Linked DNA regions of Homo sapiens: region 2 is linked to region 1. The links are chromatin contacts, found by Hi-C or POLR2A ChIA-PET in ENCODE. All regions are on one chromosome and are shown on one strand. Each heading gives the region's core, a stretch centred on a gene start or an enhancer-like site at or near the end of the contact. The rest is flanking DNA. Distances are from core to core; before and after follow the strand shown.

Evidence for each region. A loop is a pair of places that touch in the nucleus more often than their neighbours do. ChIA-PET counts read pairs that join two places held with the same protein, here RNA polymerase II (POLR2A). Pooled maps may share reads with other maps.
Region 2: a map of IMR-90 shows a loop between it and region 1 (2.6-fold over the local background). The contact joins two enhancer-like sites. A Hi-C loop is called at or near these places in 2 of 168 maps with a recorded cell type or tissue (IMR-90 and heart right ventricle), 3 of 37 single-sample maps with no recorded cell type and 10 of 50 pooled maps. POLR2A ChIA-PET finds 5 or more read pairs at or near these places in 2 of 52 experiments (HEK293 and PC-9).

What each region holds. Positions count from the first base shown.
Region 1 is chr6:154,408,536-154,412,216 of GRCh38, reverse strand. It overlaps CNKSR3 (CNKSR family member 3), which reads left to right. Exons shown (of 13, transcript NM_173515.4): 11 at 1,075-1,283; 12 at 1,785-1,874. Among named protein-coding and RNA genes, the nearest start is that of IPCEF1, 54 kb to the right of the region's middle. Within about 2 kb of position 1,541, at least 19 of the 41 ENCODE cell types and tissues checked have a DNase peak (open chromatin) inside an H3K27ac peak, as active enhancers do; they include PC-9, where a contact is called at or near this core.
Region 2 is chr6:154,290,930-154,294,485 of GRCh38, reverse strand. All of the region lies in intron 1 of IPCEF1 (interaction protein for cytohesin exchange factors 1), which reads left to right. Among named protein-coding and RNA genes, the nearest start is that of IPCEF1, 64 kb to the left of the region's middle. Within about 2 kb of position 1,530, at least 4 of the 41 ENCODE cell types and tissues checked have a DNase peak (open chromatin) inside an H3K27ac peak, as active enhancers do; they include PC-9, where a contact is called at or near this core.

The DNA.
Region 1 (3,681 bases), core at 292-2,791:
GAGATATATTTGTGGGTGGGAGGGGTAGGTGGATGCCATCCCACCTGGGAATACCACACACAGACATGGCTGATTAGTAGATTGCTTTGGGACTCAGTTGATTCTGTATTTTGTCTAGCAGTTTTTGTCCTGATTTGCCTAATGGAATTTACCAAGTGCAAAAAAACTAAGCAGCTGGTAACTTGGACTCAAATTAATCCTACAGTTTAAACTGACATGTAGATAGAATTAGAATGGAATCAGTGATCCAACTTTTGCTGGTTTTTGTAGTATTTGATTCAGAAAAGAATCACTCTCCATTGGTTACTATAAAGGTTCCTTTGTATCTTTTGACATGGTTTTCAAATCTAACAACTTCATAATATATCAAGTCTTTTTTGCTGGATTTTGGCAGAGATCCGACTCTTGGCATGAGCAACGTGGTTCGCTAGAGCATACCTTAATGTGTGATTGCTGTAGTAAATAGGATATTCAGCTACACACAGAAGCACAGGAAAACTAGAGCTGTCTTTTCAAAGCTATATTTGTTTGGATATTAAAAAAAACCCTGCATTTACTCTTCTTTTTTTTTTTTTTTTTTTTTGAGATGGAGTCTCGCTCCATTGCCCAGGCTGGAGTGCAGTGGCATGATCTCAGCTCACTGTAACCTCCGCCTCCTGGGTTCAAGCACTTCTCCTGCCTCAGTCTCCCAAGTAGCTCCTGCCACCACACCTGGCTAATTTTTGTATTTTTAGTAGAGATGGGGTTTCACCTTGTTTGTCAGGCTGGTCTTGAACTCCTGACCTCAGGTGATCCACCTGCCTTGGCCTCCCAAAGTGCTGGGATTACAGGCGGGAGCCGCTGTGTCCGGCCTGCATTTATTCTTATTTCATCACGTCATGGTATTTTGCTTATTTAATAGGATCTGTATGTATTTGAGCGGCAACTGGGGTTGACAAAAGGAATGCTTTTCCTCCAGTGGAAAAGGAGAATTTAAATTATCTTCTGTGTGCTGGAGGTAGCAGCACTGCTGGAATTCTTCAGTATGAGAACATCTTTGTAAACAACTTAATTATTGTCCATATTATCTTCCAGGGATGAGAATGGCAGTTTTGTTTATGGAGGGTCCAGTAAGTGCAAACAACCATTGCCTGGTCCTAAGGGTTCAGAGTCCCCGAATTCCTTCTTGGACCAGGAAAGCCGGAGACGAAGATTCACCATTGCAGACTCGGATCAGTTGCCTGGGTACTCGGTGGAAACCAACATTCTGCCCACAAAAATGAGAGAGAAAACACCATCTTATGGTAAGTTTCAAGTGTTTGTTTTGTTCTGCCGTTGGCCTTGACTTCTCCTCCCCGCCCCCTGCCTTAGTTGGAACTGTTGGATGAATTTGGCAGACTTCAAGAGTAATCTGAGGAAAACATAAACCTCAATGAAATTCTAAGTATGAGACCTTTATTCATCTCTGTCAAGCGGATCCTTGTTGAGTCATTACTCTGCCTGGCATGAAAGCCCAACTGGGTGAGATCATGTTACAGTTTTAACTTTCAGTGCCTGGGTTTTAGCTTTGGAGTTGCTTTGCTCTGTAGACTCACAGGCTCAAGTTTAATGTGCCTCTATCTTAGTAGCACTCTATTTCCTGCTATGGAAATACAGTGCTTTAAAATACTTTTATTTTAAAATTTGTTATTGCTTCTGTCTAAGTGGGTGTGGTATTGTGAGGTCTAAGTTATACATAAAGGGAACGGTTCACTAAAGTTCCAGAACTCATCAAACTTGTCACCTTCTTTCTCGTCCCTCTGAAGGCAAGCCACGGCCTTTGTCCATGCCTGCTGATGGGAACTGGATGGGGATTGTGGACCCTTTTGCCAGACCTCGAGGTCATGGCAGGAAAGGTACGTTTCATCCAAGCAAACCAAGGAACAGCAAATGGGGAGTGAACAGCCCCAGGGCCTGGTTTCACCTCTGTTTCTAAATGTGTTATAATAAGTAGACTGAGTACTTGGCCTTTCTGAGTCCCGTTTTCTCATCTGTAAAATTAGGACTGCTGAAGATCTTTAAGATCCTACTTATTTCTAGAATGGCAAAATTATATAATCCTAGTTAGTGATTGTAAATATCCTAATTAGCATTGAGTGCTGTAAAAAGGCTATAGACTTTAATGGTCTAATTTTTATTCATTTACTTTTTAGAGACAGGATCTTGCTCTGTTACACAGGCTGGAGTGCAGTGGCGTGATCATACCTCACTACAGCCTTGAGCTCCTGGACTCAAGTGATCCTCCTGCCTCAGCCTCCTGAGTAGCAGGGACTACAGGTGCACGCCACCACGGCTGGCTAATTTTTTTTTTTTTTTTGGTAGAGACAGAGTCTCAATATGTTGTCCAGGCTGGTCTCAAACTCCTAGCTGTAAGTGGTCTTCCTGCCTCAGCCTCCCAAAGTGCTGGAATTACGGGGATGTGCCACCATACCCAGCCAATAGTCTAATTTTTTAATGAATAGAAATAAATTATTCATTAAACAATCTTTTTCAAAATTTATTTTTAAAAATTGAGATGGGGTCTTACTATGTTGCCCAGGCTGGCCTTGAACTCCTGGGTTCAAGTGATCCTCCCACTTCAGCTTCCTGAATAGCTGGTGTTACAGACGTGTGCCACCATGCCCAGCTTTCATTAAACAATCTTATTCTAAATTTTGTTGCTTTTATTTTTGGAGTCTGTTTGATTTCTGATGAACAAACATGGATTTTTTTTTCTTCCAAGTCCTTCTTATGTTAGAAGGCAGTTACTATTTGAAAAGAAATTTGTGTTTAATTCACCCTGTAATCAAAGTCCCTGGTTATTATGCTGGTCTTGAGTGAAATGTTTTAAAACATTCTCATTTTATTGCCAGATTGCATTTGATTGTCATCATTGGCAGAACATTATAACATTGTTTTTGCAGTTGTTGAAACAAAGGGCAGTTGAAAAGTTAAAGTACAATAGGCTTTAGATAGTAAAAGGAAGAAGAAAAAATTCTGGAAGCCTAACCTTCCAAAGGGATTGATTGACCCCTGACCCTTTCTAGGGACTTGGTAAAGTTTGTCACCTAAGTACCCATATCACCTGTATTATGCTAAAGTGAAAAAGGGAAAGATGCCTGGGTACCTACCATTCAGGATCCCCTTAGTTAACGTGTGAGTATCCATGGAGCAGTCAGCAGGTGGCAGGGCTGTCCGTTGTTTAGATTTAGACACGTTAACATCTTCCTTGCCGTTCATCTGAGCCAGGGTTGAGCCTTTTATTTATTTTATACATGGAGAGATGAAGTGTCAGGGTTATGGGGTGTGAAATTGGGAAATGGAAAAATACTTGTTCCCTCCACTCCTCCTTGCATATTTTTCTTGCATGATTGTTTTGGAATAAAGGTATCTATCTATACACAGCCACTTAAAAAAATAACAGTTTTATTGAGATATAACTCTTTGCATGAAATTCAGCTTTTTAAAATATACAGTCAGGTGGGTTTTAGTATATTCACGGAGTTGTACCCCAGTTGCCACTATTCCAGAACATTTTTGTCACTCCAAAAAGAAACCTTGTGCCTTTTAGCAGTCACTCCCAATTCCGTCCTTCTTCAGCCCCTGACAGGCACTCATCTACTCTGTGGATTTGCCTGTTCTGGACATTTCATATAAATAGACTTATGCAACATGTGGCTTTTT
Region 2 (3,556 bases), core at 281-2,780, 120 kb after region 1:
ACTGGGGTCAAACAATCCTCCAGCCTTGACCTCCTAAAGTGCTGGGATTATAGGCATAACCTATTGCATCCAGCCTCCAGTACTTTTATCATTGGTGTTTCTGTGAGATTTCCTTACTTTTACCTACTTCTACTTATTTTCAAGTGGTTACATAGTTTGATTTTACATGATATAATAAAAAGGATTCGGCCCAGTTTTTGTTTTTAAGCAGATAAATTGCTTCTTAGGATGTATTTTAAAGGGTTAGATTACACCTGAAGTGGGTTGAACTTGAGCAAAGTTTTAAAAATAATTGTGTCTCAAAGTTGAATAAAAGAATTGGGCCCCAATGTCATTCTTTGCTTTAAGAGGATTGTGAGAATAACTAATAACAATTAGGAGGTTAATATATTATTGAAAGTGGTAATTTTACCAGTTTTGAACTCATGTTCAAAGACATAATTGGAATAATTTTCAATAGACATCAGTCTTTATTTCTTAGGAAATTACAGTGATTAAATTAATGGCAGGCAGCCTCTCTTATTATCTGAAGATAATAGGAGTCTGTTGAGGATTAGTGGGGAAAAATGAATGATACATGTTCTATTAAAGACTTCACAGTTGAAACATTTCTTGCTGCTCCCTGTCTTGCCCCAATTTATATATTTAAGCACAATCATCAGTGCAACTTCCTTTACTGTATTTGGCCTAAAAAATAATTCAAATGAAGAATAAGAATAATGCTTTTCTTGGGATTAAAGTAGAGAGTTTTCTTTTAGGGGGTGCATAATATGCCAATTCAAAAGAAAGTCATGTAATGCTCGAAGAGCTCTGTGGAAGTGGAAAAGATAGTTCATTTTTTTCTCCGGGTATTTTTCAGGAGTCTGTTCCTGCTTCTTTATGAAATTGAACACTGGACAGTAACAATAATATCACACTCATTATTCAGACATTTTAAATGGCTCTAATTGCTCTTTTGCTTTGAAGTGAGATATTCAGATCACTGAATGTTAGAGAAATGGTGCATGGATGAAGCAGTAAATGGATCTTGATCTGTTATCTTAGCTTGAGGCTTAGTAAAGTGGTTTTTGTCAGTGGACAATTGCAGCCTATTTTCTTGAAGATCTTTCTATACTGAAAGTGATTGAGATGGTACATCTGAGTCTGATGCCACCCAGATAAGCATCTGCAGTTGCGCTGACCTGGACTTGGGTTGTATTGCTTTTTAGATTTCAGTATCACTCTAAACCTTGTCTGGCTTTTGCCAGCTTCAGTACCCTTGACCTATAGGTTGGGAAACCTGTTTGTTTCTCTTTCTGGCTGGAATGTCTATTTAGAGATTCATGTTATAAGTTGTGACTCAAGTTACATACACCGATTCCCAAACTTTTCTTGACTTGATTCTTAACTAAACAGCACTGCGATTGTGAGGCCCCCACGGCAAAAAGTAAATAAGAAAAACTACCTAATTTAATATGCTGGAAAGTTTTTGTAAACATACAGATGACTCCTTCAGGAAATACTGTTTTCATTGCTTTGGAATGTAGGAGGAAGTGACATAAGATCTTGTTCTGGGGAGAAAGAAAGAGCTGGTATATCATTAGTTGCACCAAAGCAAAGGCAAAAACATGAAGAAAAGCCAATCACTTTGAGTGTTAGCTTACTCAATACAGCTAATACTCATTTATTTTAACATATCGCCCACTTTTAAGTTAATACCCATTTTTTCCACTGTTTCTGGTTTAACTCTTATAATTTGAAATAATTATGGTTGAAAAAATGTTTAGATAAATCATGATACCTCACTACCTTGTAGTTTAACACAACAAAATAAGAACTGTAAGGCAAAGAGTTTGGACAACAGGGAGTACAGGTTACAAAAGAGAAAAAGGGATCTAGATTTATTTGACCTGAAAATAGAGTTTCTTACTCTAGGGTGATTTTTACGGTAATTCTATACTTAAATTTTGGCCACTGAGCTAGACTTGCTGGTTGTATGAACTTGGATAAAATTCTATTCAAAAGAGGAAAGATGACCAAAATAAAAAACCTACCTCATGCGATTGTAGCGCAAATTTCATAAATTAATCCATATCAAAGCATTTTGTAAATTGCAAACTGTGACACTAAATTTAGTTTATATGAGGCAATCACTAAGTGTTACTAAGTGATTGAAAGAAAATATTAATCCAACCTGTTATGTGGTTTTCCTAATGTATACAAAGAAGGAAAGCATTCCAACCTGTGAGTACCTCTGCCAAAAATGTTTAACTTAGTTGTGAAGGAACAGTCAGTCAAATCCATATTGAGGGGTGTTAGGCAAAGCAACTGGCCTGGACTCTACAAAAACATGTCCTGAAAGGTAAAAGGAGACCGTAGACATGCCTTGGTGATCCCTGATTAAATCCAGGATTTAAAATAAAATATAACAAATCTTCCACACTGAAACAGACATCAGTGATACAATTGGAACATTTGGACTGTATAGTGATTGCATTTTGTCAATTTAAAATTTCCTGAGTGTGGCCAGGCGCGATGGCTCAAGCCTGTAATCCCAGCACTTTGGGAGGCCGAGGCGGGTGGATCACGAGGTCAGGAGATCCAGACCACCCTGGCTAACACGGTGAAACCCCGTCTCTACTAAAAACACAAAAATTAGCCGGGCGTGGTGGTGGGCACCTGTAGTCCCAGCTACTTGGGAGGCTGAGGCAGGAGAATGGCGTGAACCCAGGAGGCGGAGCTTGCAGTGAGCCGAGATTGTGCCACGGCTCTCCAGCCTGGACGAGAGTGCGAGACTCCATCTCAAAAAAAAAAAAAAAAAAAAAACCTTTCCTGAGTGTGATCATTATTAATAACTATAGTGGGATCATTGCTCTTAGGAGGTACATGCTGAAGTATATAGGGGTGAACCATCTTTATGTCTACAAGTGACTCAAATGGTTCAGCAAAATATTTAGATATGCAGAGAGATAAAGCAAATGTGGAAAAGTGTCATAATTTGGGAATCAAGGTGAAGGCCATCTAGGTGTTCATTGCTACCTATTCCTACAAGCTTTCTATAGTTTTAAACATTTTCAAAATAAAATTTTGGAAAAAAAATTTAAAAAGAAAAAAATCCAAGTACTCAAGTAGATTGAGTTATTAAAATACAGATCTTGAAATATGTCCTTTGCAGAACATGTTTTCCTACAATTTTATTTTTCTGTGAGATGCAAATATATAGATTTTAAAAAATAAAAATCTGTGTTTTTATAAATGTATGCTTTTAGGCAATGAATAGAATTATTGTTACTAATTTGAAATATATTCCCACTGGGCTGGGTGCAGTGGCTCATGCCTGTAATCCCAGCACTTTGGGAGGCCGAGACGGGTGGATCACGAGGTCAGGAGTTCAAGACCAGCCTGACCAACATGGCAAAACCCTGTCTCTACTAAAAATACAAAAATTAGCCAGGCGTGGTGGCAGGTGCCTGTAATCCCAGCTACTCAGGAGGCTGGGGCAGGAGAATCACTTGAACCTGGGAGGCGGAGGTTGCAGTGAGCTGAGATTGTGTGTGCCACTGCATTCCAGCCTGGG